2 separate regions of the Homo sapiens genome follow, and region 2 is linked to region 1. Evidence: chromatin loops called from intact Hi-C (ENCODE). Cell type or tissue: B cell. All regions are shown on one strand.

Region 1 (8,000 bases):
TTCTTTGCAACTGTGTAACAAGGATGGGCTTTACTTCAATTTTCGATAAGGTATTCTTCATTTCCATCTGAGACCTCATCAGCACGGCTTTTACTATCCATATTTCTATCAGCATTTTGGTCACATTACTTAAACAATCTCAAAAAAGTTCCAAACTTTCCCTCATCTTTTTGTCTTTTTCTAAGCCCTCACCAGAACTGCCCTTAATGCTCTGTTCACTGCAATACAGTCTCTTTCTAGCCTGCTCCTCCTCCAAATTCTTTCAACCATTGCCCATTACACAATTCCAAAGCAGATTTCACATTTTCAGGTATCCACAGAGCAAATCCCACTCTTCGGTACCAATTTTCTGTGTTGGTCCATTTTGTGTTACTGTAATTGAATAAATACCCAAGGCTGGGTAATTTATAAAGAAAAGAGGTTCATTTAGTTGATTGTTCTGCAGGCTGAGAAGTACAAGAAGCATGGTGCCAGCATCTGCTCAGCTTCCAGTGGGGTTGTTTGTGCTGCATCATAACATGGTGGAAGGTCAAAGAGGAAGTGGACATGTGCAAAGGGGCAAAACCCAAGGGCAACTTGCCTTATAACAACCCACTATTATGGGAACTAATCCATTTCCACGAGAACTAATCCAGTCTCATGAGAGCAATAACTCTCACTACTATGGGAACAGCACCAAGCCATTCATGAGGGATCCAGCCCCATGACCCAAACATCTCCCAACACCACCATGCTGGTAATCAAATTGTGAGATTTGGTGGCAACAAACCACATCCAAACCATAGCAATACCATAAACCCAGAAATAAAAACTGTTTGATCAAAAGCAAGGCATATTTAAGAAGAAAATACATTACTATTTAAAATATTAATAAAGCTGGAACTACCAGAGAAAAAAGTTAATTCCATAACTGGACAGCCTAAAGAAAATGCCCTGGAATGAATGGGAGACAGAAATAACAAGTAGAAAGTGGTTTTGCAGAAAGTCTTCCTTTATTAAGGAAGATGGCTGACCACAGCTGTGGTTGAAATACTCATAAATAAACAATGTTTACCAACAAGAAGTAGTTATTATCATGAAACAATCACTTCCAAGTAGTTTTAAAAGAGACTGCCAAATAGAATATACATGCAATTTGATCATCTCATATTTTGGCAGGCAGAAACACAAAAGTGTTAGGAACCAAACATCATGCTTTTTGCTCCTACACATTTTGCCTAAATGGAATTCTTCCACATGGTGAACATGCCTCTGCTTATTCAGCAAAATCCACTGCGAGTCCTAAACCATTTCCTGAAAGCTAAATTCCCTTCGCTAAGGCACTAAATCATTTTATTGTAAACACCAAATGCTTTCTTACTGCTGGGAGTGGTATTATAGACTTACTTTTTGATATATGTTCCAGCTTTTCAAGATTTTGTTGTAAACAAAAAAGATACTTTATGATATTCCACCCTGTTTATTGCTTTCCAGAGTTTCTATCATTAATTAAAGGGTCTCCTTCCCCTCCTCTACCACCCAAAAAGCTGATCTACTCTCCATATGCCTATATGAGACCAAATAAAGGTCGGTCTATCACAGCAGCAGTGATGGTCATGCCAATTTCACAGTGTGATCTTTGCATTCATTTCATTTTGAAAATGACCCTGCCCTCCATCTGTCTAAGCCGAATGTCCTGCTTTTTTCAAGCCAGGCCTAAGGAGCAGCATCACGTGAAATAAGGAGGAAGAGACACAGAATGGCCTCCCTCCTGCCCACTCCAGCTGCCACGCTCACAGGTACCAACAAAAAGAGGAGAACCCCAACTGATTCCTGTAGGGATCCCAGAAATTTGGAGAAGAAAATAGTCCTTTTACTTTTCATACATTTTCAAGAAGCCATTTGAAGGTGAATGCTTTCATGATGCAAATACAACTCTGCAAAATAGAGATAAAGCTGAAAGATAGGAAAGACAATTTCTCATTTCCATGTTCTGTCTTCTTACCTTAATTTATTATTACCCAAGGTAACAGCTCAATATATAAGAATTTTATTTTATTTTTTTTTAGAGTCAGAGTCTCATTCTGTTATACAGGCTGGAGTGCAGTGGTAGGATCACAGCTCACCACAACCTCAAACTTTTGGGCTCAAGCAATTCTCCTGCTTCAGCACCCCGAGTAGCAGGGACTATAGGTACGTACCACCACGCTTGGCCTTTTTTTTTTTTTTCGGTAGAGATGGGGTCTTCCTATGTTACTCAGGCTGGTCTTGAACCCCTGGCCTCAAGCAATCCTTCCACCTTGGCCTCCCAAAGCTCTGGGATTACAGGCATGAGCCAGAATTTTTAAATTAAGCCTTTTGCATATTGTTTCCAAGGGACAAGTGTCAATCAGGCAGGCAGTAAGCAGAACACCCCCTACTCCTTGAATATTGAGCAGCACTAGCCAGCATCTTTCAATCTACAAACACTTCTGGATTGAAAACTGGATAAGGCTGTAGCTGAGATTGGGGAGAAAGAAGCCTTGAAATAGGGTTACAGAAGCCTTCCTCAACTGCTTTCCCTGGTGTTCTTGCATGGTCCAGAGCTACACTCAACCTCTCTAAAATGAGTGCACTTTGTCCCTTTCTTGGTATTGATGCAGTAGGAGGTTTCTTGTCTGTTCTCATCTAGAAGGACAGAACTGTGGCAAACTTCTCAGCAAGAGAGAAGAATACAGGAGTACGTGAAGTCAGCTGCTTTATGGTATAGCATTCAGATGCCTACTGAAGTTCCTTTTTAGGTATAACAGGTGACCATTCCCAACTAATCACTTTCTAATACTTGCTCACAGTTACGACTTAGGCCAAGAAGTTCAAATTTCCACTGGCCAACCCAAGGTGGCTGGTTGCTTTAACAGGAAAATAACAATATAAAAAAAGCAAGACACTAATATTCCCCTATAACTGGGCCCATACATGATAGATAGAGTTAATTCATCAGTGACTATTACCTACTGAACTTAGCTTTGGAATTTCATGATTCAGCTGCTTCTTATCTAGCTGTGTCATCTCAGGCAAGTTGCCTAATCTTTCTGATTCACATGTTCTTCATCAGTAATATGCAGAATACAGGGTGGTTATTATGATTAGAAATAATATATATAGGTGGTCTAATAGAATGTGATGCAATATGGTTGGTGTTGGCTCCAAAATTTATATGTAGAAAAGATTTATGAACAGCAATACTGTTGAAGAGGCAGTAAGGTACCTGCATTGAAGTATTTAATTATATAGCAAAGACATGCTCTGACTTGGACTGTTTATCATGGGTGGTAGTGAGGCCAATGGACATCATGGAAGACTACAAAAGACAATGCTCTGTCCCAGGCCACCATATGATAGATGTTAATGAATTACAACTATTATTGTTACCTTGAAAACTACACTATTTACAAGTACCTCACTGGGATAAGCCAAATTCATATTTTGCTATCTTGTCTATGTCCCTAATTCTTGATTGAAAAATTGTATTTATTCTCCCTTAAAGTCTATGGTCTCCAGGTCAGTTTATCTAGGGGTATTTTTTAAATTGGTGATTAAATATAATTTTATGGAATAATTAAGCCCCTAGTTTTTCACAGCCCCATCATGGCCACTAATAAACTGAAAAAAAATTATACAAAAATAGCCCCAGGATAATAACATGGAATCTACAGCATCTATTCCAAATATATAACAAAGAATGAAAGAAAACCCAGAATGATATCTTGTACAGTCTAGCAAACCTGCATAGAAATCTTCAAACTAAGAATCTGGAAAAAAAATTAAAGTGTAGGCAATCTTTTCTTATTTTAACAGAAGAAAATCCATATTTATCAGTTCAATATCCAAAATCCCTAGAAGGCTGAAAAGTACAAACTGAGCATGTGTGTCTCTCACACACCCACACATCACTGGCTGACTAATTTAGTAGTTAAGAGAGAAGAGTAAAAATGCATAGGGAAAGGAGCACATTTTAATGTCTTGGATTTTCCCCTCTTGGAAAAAACTGAAGTCATGCATTTCTCCAACGTTTCTACCTAGTAGTGAAAGTTGGAACTCCAGCGCAATGGGGATGGCCAAGGGTAAACGCCAATATATACTCAGTAATATTTGTTGTTACGGGAAAAAAGAGCGGGAGATACTTGGACCTAAAACCGAAACTCTCCCAGTACCAATCAAGATTCACAGTCCTTTTTCCTCATTAACCTCTGGAAACCACCAAATTAAGGATTCCTGCTCGCCGCTCTATTCCGTTCTTACAAACTGTGCCCTCGGGGTAGTGCAAAAAAGAACGTGCTCTAATTCCAGGGTAATTCCAAGAGATAACTCGCCTTTTGCCATCCCGGTTCTTTTACTGAAACTAAACCAAAAGCCAGCATTATTATCGACCACACCGTGTACCAGGCTCAAAATCGCCAGGAACATGGGGCCGGAAACCTTCCTCCGCCGCGCCAGAGACCACGGTGCCATAACAGACACAGTGAGCGCCCCTCATCTTTAAGAGGCAGGGAAGGAGAGTTACCCTGCACCCCCACGGGCCGCCGGTTCGGTAGGTACAGCCGGGACTACGTCTCCCAGCATGCAGCGCGGCTACGACCCGCGCCGCGGAACCACTGGAACGGTGCATGCCGGGACGAGTAGATTCAGTCTCTGAACGGCCCGGAGTAGTCTTTCCCCTCCTGAATGCCGCCACTCCGCAGTCCAGAGTATTTGAAGATCAAGCTGAAATTGAGAGACTGACGAGAGTGGTCCCTTTTTGTTCCTAACAGATTTCTTGCGACAAGGAAACCGGCAGTCTTCCGCTTCCGGTTGCTCTGTTGCCATAGTAACCGCACCCATAACAGCCGTGGTGGTTATGGCTGGCCTGAGCGGCGCGCAGATCCCCGACGGGGAGTTCACCGCGGTCGTGTACCGCCTCATCCGCAATGCACGCTACGCCGAGGCGGTGCAGCTGCTGGGCGGAGAACTGCAGCGGAGCCCTAGGAGCCGCGCCGGCCTGTCGCTGCTAGGCTACTGCTACTACCGCCTGCAGGAGTTCGCGCTGGCGGCCGAGTGCTATGAGCAGCTGGGCCAGCTGCACCCGGAACTGGAGCAGTACCGCCTGTACCAGGCCCAGGCCCTGTACAAGGCCTGCCTTTATGCGGAGGCCACCCGGGTCGCCTTCCTTCTCCTGGATAACCCCGCCTACCACAGCCGGGTCCTCCGCCTGCAAGCTGCTATCAAGTACAGCGAGGGCGATCTGCCAGGGTCCAGGAGCCTGGTAGAGCAGCTGCCGAGTAGGGAAGGGGGAGAGGAAAGTGGGGGCGAGAATGAGACCGATGGCCAGATCAACCTGGGTTGTTTGCTCTACAAGGAGGGACAGTATGAAGCTGCATGCTCCAAGTTTTTTGCCGCCCTGCAGGCCTCGGGCTACCAGCCTGACCTTTCCTACAACCTGGCTTTGGCCTATTACAGCAGCCGACAGTATGCTTCAGCACTGAAGCATATCGCTGAGATTATTGAGCGTGGCATCCGCCAGCACCCTGAGCTAGGTGTGGGCATGACCACTGAGGGCATTGATGTTCGCAGTGTTGGCAACACCTTAGTCCTCCATCAGACTGCTCTGGTGGAAGCCTTCAACCTTAAGGCAGCTATAGAATACCAACTGAGAAACTATGAGGCAGCTCAAGAAGCCCTCACTGACATGCCACCCAGGGCAGAGGAAGAGTTGGACCCTGTGACCCTACACAACCAGGCACTAATGAACATGGATGCCAGGCCTACAGAAGGGTTTGAAAAGCTACAGTTTTTGCTCCAACAGAATCCCTTTCCTCCAGAGACTTTTGGCAACCTGTTGCTGCTCTACTGTAAATATGAGTATTTTGACCTGGCAGCAGATGTCCTGGCAGAAAATGCCCATTTGATTTATAAGTTCCTCACACCCTATCTCTATGACTTCTTGGACGCTGTGATCACTTGCCAGACAGCTCCTGAAGAGGCTTTCATTAAGCTTGATGGGCTAGCAGGGATGCTGACTGAGGTCCTCCGGAAACTTACCATACAAGTACAGGAAGCAAGACACAATAGAGATGATGAAGCTATCAAAAAGGCAGTGAATGAATATGATGAAACCATGGAGAAATACATTCCTGTGTTGATGGCTCAGGCAAAAATCTACTGGAATCTTGAAAATTATCCAATGGTGGAAAAGATCTTCCGCAAATCTGTGGAATTCTGTAACGACCATGATGTGTGGAAGTTGAATGTGGCTCATGTTCTGTTCATGCAGGAAAACAAATACAAAGAAGCCATTGGTTTCTATGAACCCATAGTCAAGAAGCATTATGATAACATCCTGAATGTCAGTGCTATTGTACTGGCTAATCTCTGTGTTTCCTATATTATGACAAGTCAAAATGAAGAAGCAGAGGAGTTGATGAGGAAGATTGAAAAGGAGGAAGAGCAGCTCTCTTATGATGACCCAGATAAGAAAATGTACCATCTCTGCATTGTGAATTTGGTGATAGGAACTCTTTATTGTGCCAAAGGAAATTATGACTTTGGTATTTCTCGAGTTATCAAAAGCTTGGAACCTTACAACAAAAAGCTGGGAACAGACACCTGGTATTATGCCAAAAGATGCTTCCTGTCCTTGTTAGAAAACATGTCAAAACACACAATCATGCTTCGTGATAGTGTTATTCAAGAATGTGTCCAGTTTCTAGAACACTGTGAACTTCATGGCAGAAACATACCTGCTGTTATTGAACAACCCCTGGAAGAAGAAAGAATGCATGTTGGAAAGAATACAGTCACATATGAGTCTAGGCAGTTAAAAGCTTTGATTTATGAGATTATAGGATGGAATATATAGTAATAGCTGATAGTGGCATTTATCAAATGGCTTTGTTATGTAAATTTGCATCGCTTTATTTACCCTTTGGCATCTTTATATTTGTTACATGTTGAACTTTGTACACTTATGCATTATAAAAAAAAAAGTAGCTAAAACTTTTGCTGTTAAATTTCCCAGAAAGTGACATATTCTAAGAACTTTTACCCCAGGAGTTATGAAAAATTCCAAACTTATGAGGAATGTTTATATCAGAAGTTGTAATACGTTTGTTTCCTTTCCTCTGTTATCTTTTGTGCTTTGACGTATCTTGAGGGGTCTTTGCACAAGGATTACATCATTCAGGGACCAAGCACTATCTCAGTAATAGTTAAGAGTAGTCTTTAAATAATCATTTCAGGGATTGTGTGAGAGTAGTCTCACAATTTACACTCATTAATTTGTAATGCATACTTTTTATATAGACTTTAGGATATTTTGGCAGTGTTTATTCATATGGATATAATTCTTTACCTAACCAAAATTCCTTAGGTTATAAGTGGTTTTAACGTGCAAAAGTCAGTAAAAAATTTTGTTGCCTTAACAAAATTATGGTGCTATAATGTAGAGACAATGAACGATTATCAAAGAACAAATTTCCCTGGTTTTCTTTTGTTCCCTTTAATAATTTAAATATATGAACAAGATACACTGTTACTATTTTCCATGATAACTTTTTAAATATCTCTGTGAGAAATAACAGAGCTATCCTGAGAACTCAGGGGTTTGTTTAAGAGACACAGGTTTTGTTATGTTTGTTGCCCAGGCTAGTATCCAGCTCCTAGGCTTAAGCATACTCCCACTTCAGCTTCCCAAGTAGCTGGGACTACTGGCACAAATCACTGGGTCCAGTTCTCAGTTCTTAATTCCTACCTTTGTGTTTGCAATTTAGGATATGCTGGCTGTACAGTGTTTCCATGTTGTAGCCTCTTGAATAAGGAAAAATCTCAGCCACCAGGTCTGACCAAAAAGGTCAATTCTAAGTTGTAATGTTCATTTCATGTCCGCAACTCCCAAGAGTTATTTGGAGTTCCCACTGGGAACCACATGCATTCTGATCAGGCATTTTATTTTCTGAACCTTACAAGAGCCTTACTATTTGATTTCCCACTCCTCACTCCTCTCTTCC
Region 2 (8,000 bases), 400 kb after region 1:
AGTTTTTCCTTTTGGGAAAAAATACATACTTGAATATAGTTATTGAGGCCTTACTCTTTTTTTTTTTTTTTTGAGGTGGACTCTCACTCCATCACCCAGGCTGGAGTGCAGTGGGACCATGTTGGCTCACTGCAACCTCCATCTCTTGGGCCCAAGCAATTCTCCTGCCTCAGCTTCCCAAGTAGCTGGGATTATAGGTGCTCACTACCATGCCCGGCTAATTTTTTTATGTTTTTAGTAGAGATGGGGTTTCACCATGTTGGCCAGGCTGGTCTCGAACTCCTGACCTCAGGTGATCCACCCGCCTCGGCCTCCCAAAGTGCTGGGATTACAGGCGTGAGCCACCGCGCCTGGCCGAGGCCTTACTCTTAAAACCAAGGTGACCCTTAGTTTTGAAAAGTACAGAGCACTATAATGAATGATTAACAAATTATGCTCTGCAAAACAAAACTTAGTTGTGCATTAATACTAGTAGATACTATTTCTGCATTCTTATTTGTGCTAGGCAATGTGCTAAATGCTTTATGTACATTAACCTCATTTTAGTTCATTTAACTTCACAAGAAAGCCGTTGGTTAGGAATTTTTACCCTCATTTTACAGGTGGGAAAACGGAAACAGAGTTGAGTGACTTACTCAAGGTCTCAGAGTTAGTCAGTGGTAAAGTTAGTATTTGGATTCATGGCTATCCAATTACCCATACAGCATATTGAACAAGATCAAGAGGTTTAAAATACCTGTAAAATTTTTGATTAGTTAAATATGATGTGGAAAAATATAATAATGATGGCAATAAATAACCAATAAATGTTAGAAGACAGAGTTTAAGAGACAAGGATATGATACATAACCCCTTTTCTCCTGTAGAAGTAGATGAGGAAGTTATAGTAGAGGAGATGCGATGATAGTTCTGTAAAACTGTGAAGTAAGCATTGATTATTTGCTTGATTCATTAATTTACTTAACTAGGTTTTTGTTGGCCACTCTGTTGGGTGGTGGTATAGAAAGATCAGTAGGAAAGGTGCCTGCCTTTACAGAGTTGGCAGTCTTTTGAGTATGTAGACCATCCATGGGTAAATAGTGCAGAGGTTCAAGAATGATCATAGATTGTACTGATTACAAAGGAAGGTATATAATGTAGAAAGAGGTGCATGGTGGGTGGGAGGGAGACCTGTCCTGAGTTTTAAAGTTCATTATGTGAGGCAGGTAATATGGTCAAGATTCCAGGTAGAGAAAACAGGTGGTAGAAAGCCAAGAAGGTCCAAATGAGAGTGGGTAGGTTAGTGCAGTAATTGATGAGCCCGAAGACAGACAGATAGAAAGACTAGATCTTCCATGGCTGAACAAGATAGAGGTTGCTATAAGGCTGTGGGGAAGAGGCATGGTGAGATCCACATGTTAGGACAAATGCACTGGCTGCAGTGTGGAGAGAGGGTTGGAAAGGGGCCATGCTGGAGAAAACCAGTTAGGAGGCTGTTGCAGACAGGAGGAAAGTGACAAGGGCCTGATAGTGGGCAATGATGGGGGTTTTAGTGAGAAGGGGACAGCCCAGGTTATCAAAGAAAACGAGAAGAAAAGTTTCAAGGAGGAAGAAAAAGTAAATAGTATCAAATGATGTAGAGAAAAGATATTCATTGGGTTGAATAACAAGATCTCTGGTGACTCTTGCTAGAGAAGCAAGTGTTAGTGGTTCACAGAGAAGCCCATGGGGTGGAGGAGTGACCCAAGGGTGAGTGGGAAGGAAACACAGTGAGTGCCCAGTGTTTTCCTTTGCTACTCCCTGTGCTGATTTCCTCCTCTACTTCCAATCTCGGGAAAGAAAAAAAACACTTATTGGACAATTAGTGAAAACTAGTGCGTGCTGTAAGCCTCAAAATGACCCTATGATGTTGGGCCCACTGTGATCTTTATTTTCTAGGTGGGGAACAAAGAGCTTGAGAGATTTATACCCCAGCCCAAGATCCACAGTCATTAAATGGCAGGGCTCTAGTTCAAATCCAGGTCAGTGTGATTCCAGAGCTCACAGTCTCACCACTACTCTCTTCTAGAATTTACAGTCTTCATGCTTTGCTCTTCTCTCCTTCCCTCTCAAGACTGCAATCATGGAGCTGATAGACTTATTTTCACCAAAACATAAATGATGGGCACAGCTTATTATGTTTTTTTTCTGGATGCATTTTGAAATGACCATTGGATGTACTTCTTTTGCATTTTTATTGTGAAATACAGAACCAGTTTTGGCACTTTATGTAAGTGGAATCATTTGTATTCTTCTGTGTCTTGCTGCTTTTGCTCAAAATTGTATTTTGCGATTCATCCATGTTGAGTGTGGCATTAGTGCATTCATTTTCAATGCTGAATAATATTTCCTTACGTGAATTTACCATGTTATTTGCCATGCTATTTTATTCTTTAGGGACTTGTGGGTTATTTCTAGTGTTGAACAATTGTGACCGATGTTGTCTCTTTTTTTAAAAGTTCATTTTTCTGTTCAAGAAGGTCTAAGAATGTGATTTTAAACATCTTTAAATATTTTAGGAGGTCAGGATCCCTTTCCAATTCCCTTGAAATGAAACCTGACAAGTGGTTCCTGTGGGTTCCTGATTTGCTTACTCATGAGACCAAACCTGAGAAGTCTGAGGAGCATTTCTAAATTAAAATGTTTAAATAGGTCAGGTGAACTGAAAAAACAAAGAAACAGTTATTACCAGATCTCCCATTTCCCCTAGCTCTTCCACTTCATTGTTGCAATCTTAGCGAAATGCAGTCAGCTTGCATATTTTCCTGCATCGGTCCTTTGATCAGTAAAGTAATTTCTTTTCCTTCCTTTGTGCAAATCTTTTGATTATAGTAAGTTCATTCTTTAAAGACCAAACGTGGTAAAAAATATTAACAACTTGAATAATTTTAGCAACTATCTAAAATAACTTATTTTGCAGGGGATAAAACTAGAAATATTTACTTTTATAAAGTGAATCATCAAAATATAATACAACCAGTAATAAGATCATAGTGTATCATATATTTTAATAACAACATATAAGATAGACACAGTGTAGTATAGAAGTTCAGGGTATAGGCTCTGGAGTCAGAAAGACCAGGTTCAAATTTCAGTTCCACTTCTTACTGCCCATGTCAATGTGGTGAATTTCTTAACCTTCTAGAAGTAGCTTTCCTCAATTATAAAATAAGGATAATAGTAGTATCTATTTTAATAGGGCCATTGTGACCATCAAGTAAAAAACCTCAATAAATGTTAGTTGTTGTTGATATATTTAGCACATCCAAAGGGTAGAATAACCAGAGTATTTATTAACAAATCTTGTCAGAGATAGTTATCTGCTTATGTTATAGCTATTTATTCAACATTTAATAGGCTCCTCTTCTGAGGCAGAGGTTGTGGATCAGACAAAAGTACAATTTGTGGAGGTAAGACAATTAGAAAATTATGATCAAGTGGCAATGTTAAATAAAATATATTTGAAAACATAAAGTAGGAAGTGATTGCAGAATGTGGATCAATTGAAGGTACAACTTTCTAGGAATTGTATTTTGAATTTGATCTCAAACGAGGTAATAGCCACAACTTTGCCACGAAGAAAATTGAAGTTCTTTCTTCCAGAAAATGTGTGCATGTAAAGAATAGAAGGAAAAATGAGTACGACCTCTTTTGGGGGATAATAGGAATGGAAACTGTGAATGGAATGGGTGAAGAAGGGAGACATAATTGGTGGAATATTTTATAAACAGCTTTTCTTAAGACTCATATTTATTAGATGGTAGGAAAAATAAAAATTCAGTTCCATTTGGATTGGCTTACTGAATTATAAACTTATTAAGGCAAAATGTGACCAATCTGGCAGATTAAAGAAAAGTGGTAATATTTTGGCAAAATAAACTTTCTATATTTTCCTTTTCTTAATAAAGATATAAATAATAAAGCACTTTGACATTTCAGAGATTTGAAATTTATATTGAAAAACCACTCTTGAAATTCCTGTCAGTCATTTGAATCATTTGCTTCTTTTGTCATCTTCTTGTTACTTTTTTTTTTTTTTTTTTAAAGATAAGACTCCTTCCCTATTGCTTCGACTATAGTTAGTATTTTCTAGGTTGGCTGTAGGGATTGTTCCCTGAAGCTTATATACCTCACCACGCGTTGACGACTCCCCCAGGTCAATAGAATCCACTAGGTGGCGCCCAGGTCTACTGCCGCGTCTCGTCTCCGCTGGGCGCAAATCTTGGAACAGCTGTGGATGTTCGAGGAGTGGTTGGAGAGATCAATATGATCCATGTGGAGCAGCTTCCCTACCGTCTGCTCCAAAAGGCTGTAAGCCTGGTGTCCTTCAAACTGTTACTGTAATGAAATACCCGAATATGGACAATGATGGTGTGGTTTTGAGTACGAGAAAGCCTGCGGTTTTGCTTCGTGAGACTTAAAGACGAGCAGGCAGACAGGCATCCATCCAGCTGCAGTTCATAGCCGATGCCCCCGACAAGTAGCAGGCTGGCGACTGAGAAGCTCCCCAGAAGCTACCTTTAATGCCCAAAGATTGATTTAGGCAATGACACTGCAATGTACGGAAGGGGAAAAAGGGACGAGAGGAAGGTATCAAAAAGAGGGAGATTATTTCAATATTAACTTGAGTGCAGGCATAATTCGCTCTCATTTCTGGCAGGCAATTGAGCACTCTGCTTCATATGCAAAATCGAGGGTACATTCTGATGTAGATTTCAGATAGCGGGAAATGAAGGTATTTTGTTTTTCTTTTAAATTGCATTGGGCAATTTCCTTTCTTATATGAAACGCTGTAGGCTTTGTACAATTATTTTATACGTTATTACCATTCTTCTAAAAAGGGACAGCTTTTTTCTTTCCAATTTAAAGTAGTGGATAATGACTTTGGCAGCATTTTCCTGCCTTTTTCAAGTTTATGGAACCCATTCCTCATCATTAGGCTGAAGATGCAGATAAGAAAGGACGAGCCTTTTTCTGGAGCTTGTCACATCAATGTTGCTTCTTAGGTGATTAAAAAGAAAGCAGCGAGGATCTTGGAGAAAACGTCTGACAAAAGGTAATGGAAACCCAGAAACAGACGAAAACCGGTGATAGATTAGGCAAACCTTCTCTGCTAAGTGCATGTGTGCATTTCAGCTCAGGAACAAAAATAAGACCCTGTTCTACGGAGGCTCTTAAAAAACTGACCTGTGCTGGCCCCACACGCTAAGGTTTATTTGAGGCGCCCGAAGGTGATTAGATCCAGGAGGAGGCGTTTTTCTGCAGTTTAGCTTAGGAACTCAGAGCCAGCCAAATGCTTACTGCAGCTGCTTGTTGGCTGGTTCAAAGGTATAGAGCTGCTTTAATTAAAATCGGCAGGCGCGTTTTGATTTTGGTCAAAATAGATTTTGTTATTTTTAAACTTCCTGTGGAATTAAAAAAAAAGTATTTTTATTCCCTTTTCTTTTGTCCAGCATTCTTATTCCCATTTCCATCCTCTGCTATCATAATAATGGGAGGGGGTTCAGTATGGAATTCTAAAAATCTCCCCAGGTTTATCTCTTCAGGGATACGCGATGGTCCAACAAAAACATCTTTAGCACAAATGTAGCTTGGAGTATATGGAAATTGTGTAGTAGTCACAGAGGTATTTCTTAAAAATATCTTTGCTAATAATTTTGGTAGGCTAGAAGTAGATGAGTGAACATGATATTCAACTATGGAAGGTATTTTGCCTGGTGTTCAGTTGGTTTATTGTTTTGAAGGAGGGAAATTGGCATGCAATTTAATAAAGAAAGTACTTTTTCTAAAACGAAACATTTATTTCTATTTATTAAAATATGGTATTTCAATATGCAACAAAGAAAAAATGATTTCTGGTATGATACTAGAAACAAATCTGGAAGTGAAAAAAAGGATGACTAAAAAACATTGTAGTTAACAATATAAATCTCTAGAAGCAATATACTTTTCACCTCTGGGTGCCACTGTTCAACTGCTTCTCGTTTTTATGACTGTTTGAAAGCCAGATGCTTCTTGTAGATGTATTCTTAAAAGAATCTGTTAAAGAGACATTTTCTCTATCTCTAGTTATCTGCTAAATAACTTTTTTGGCACCTGGAGTAAATTCAGCATGGTTGTGATTTTCCATTTTAATTACCAAATGATGACCAAATAATATTGAAGATTGTTTATATGGGCAATTGGCTAGGTTAAAAGCCTGATTTCATCTCTTATGGAAATGAATTTTGTATTTGCCTTTCTGGTAGGCATTTAACCAGAAAAAGCCTTTAAAACACAAGGGAGTTTTAGGTTAAATTTGTTATCATTTGTAGGTATGATTTTAATTCTGCACAAATGTTTCAATACAAATAAATTTTATAAAAGAGAAGTAATGGGTAGACATTGGAAGGAATTAATCAATGAAAATATAATTTCAAGAACCTAACTTTGTTAACTGAAATATTATTTTTCACTTAATTTTAAAGCTTAATTCCTTTAGCAATTCCATGAAAAAAACCCTACAGGAATTTGTCTACATATTTTCTGAATTCTTCTCAGGTGTGATTATTTTAATAAAAATAACAATATTTGTAATTTTGCAAAATGTATGAGTAATTTTTTTTTTTTTACAAACTAGGCAGTGAATTAGTATTTTGTAACAAGAAACAAATGCACATATTCGGTTGGTTTTTAAATCTCTAATTACTTATTTTAAACTTGGGGCTTATCAGAAATGCGAGAGAAAGTGGTTATAATGCCAAAGTTAATTTTGTTTTGTCATATACAAAGTAGTTAATCTAAAAATTATTGATTGATATTCTCCCTCTTTTAACTCTTTTAGGACTCGATATTTAAAGCAAAACTAATTTATCTAGGTGTTCTACGGCACAAAATTAATTCTCCTGGGACTGGTCCAGGCCAAGCCTCATTATGGAACGGTTCCTCTTGCTGAACTAGTCTAAGCCTGATTCTTACTGGGATACTTTTTTAGAGTTATTTGCAACAAAGAATTTAACCCTTGAGAAGCTACAGAATTGACTTTCAATATTATACATATTAGGCCATTTGAGGGGATCAGGAAGACATTAAAATCAGAGTGTGTTTTTTCCTTGTGGGTGCTTCCTGGGACTTTGAAGTTAGGCAATTGTATTTGTGTATACTGCAGGGATTTTAGTTTTGTAATCATATACCAGAATTGAAGTGTTCATTTAAGACATTTTTTACCCTTCCCTAATCTGCATCACAACAAGCATATTACTGACCCTGTCTTTTTCATTTATATATAAGTGGTGAATTTACCTCTTTGCCTGGGTGCCCAAATAGTTGTTCAGATCATACAGCAAGTTTCACTGACTTTCTTTGCTTAATGTCTAACTGAATCATTTGGTTACTTGGTGTTTTTGTGCATACATAGACCCCAAGATTGTAACTGTTAAACAGCTACAAAAGTAGTTCAGCATCATTCATCAGTTATATTTCCTTTACTGTGTGTGTGTGTGTGTGTGTGTGTGTGCGTGCGTGTGTGTATAATATCTTTGCAAAATATTATTGGCGAATAGATTTTTTAAATGTCAATTTTTGTGTTGACTTTTTGCCTTTTGTGTAGCAGTTAGTTCATAAAGATTAGGCCATTTTCCACTGGAGAATCTCTTGCATTTTAAGGTTCTTTGCTCATTGTGGGCATCTTACCAAATTTTTTCACTGAAGTAGTTTTCCTCATTCAAAATGCCACATTTTCTATTAGAATGTTACTAATCTGGCTCAATATATTTTCCCTTTGTGGCTGGTAAGGAATATTTATTTGATGCTAGTGAGGCGGCCCAATCTACCAGCCAGGTCTTTCACAGAGAACAAGATGGTGGTCAACTTGAGGATGGGTAAGTGTCTTTGTGATGGAAAGCAATAATTTAGTCTTTAGTAGGCTGCTTGCTCTACATGCTAACAAACCGACACCTTTCCTCACTCCCCTTCTCCCAGACAGATTTCTGTTGGATTAGTAG

What was found. A loop is a pair of places that touch in the nucleus more often than their neighbours do. Peaks named below come from ENCODE experiments on the same cell type or tissue, not always from the same donor. Only the 100,000 strongest peaks of a DNase experiment are listed, where the experiment ranks them.
Region 2: a loop joins it to region 1, with 5 times the contacts of the local background. A loop is called at or near these places in 2 of 110 quality-filtered maps.

What each region holds. Positions count from the first base shown.
Region 1 is chr2:177,549,619-177,557,618 of GRCh38, reverse strand. IFT70B (intraflagellar transport 70B) reads left to right here and starts at 4,823. Exons shown (of 1, transcript NM_152517.3): 1 at 4,823-8,000. The coding sequence starts at 4,856. The coding sequence ends at 6,853. RefSeq lists enhancers at 4,557-4,846, 4,215-5,018, 5,019-5,823. In B cell, no CTCF peak of the experiment used is centred here; a DNase peak (open chromatin) is centred at 4,748; H3K4me3 peaks cover 1,806 bases; H3K27ac peaks cover 1,510 bases.
Region 2 is chr2:177,145,295-177,153,294 of GRCh38, reverse strand. The region is part of intron 1 of LOC105373760 (a long non-coding RNA gene); the gene reads left to right. Among named protein-coding and RNA genes, the nearest start is that of MIR4444-1, 63 kb to the left of the region's middle. RefSeq lists an enhancer at 4,197-4,920. In B cell, CTCF peaks have their summits at 3,995, 4,195 (motif pointing right), 5,764 and 5,964; DNase peaks (open chromatin) are centred at 4,224, 5,114 and 5,984; H3K4me3 peaks cover 1,642 bases; H3K27me3 peaks cover 798 bases.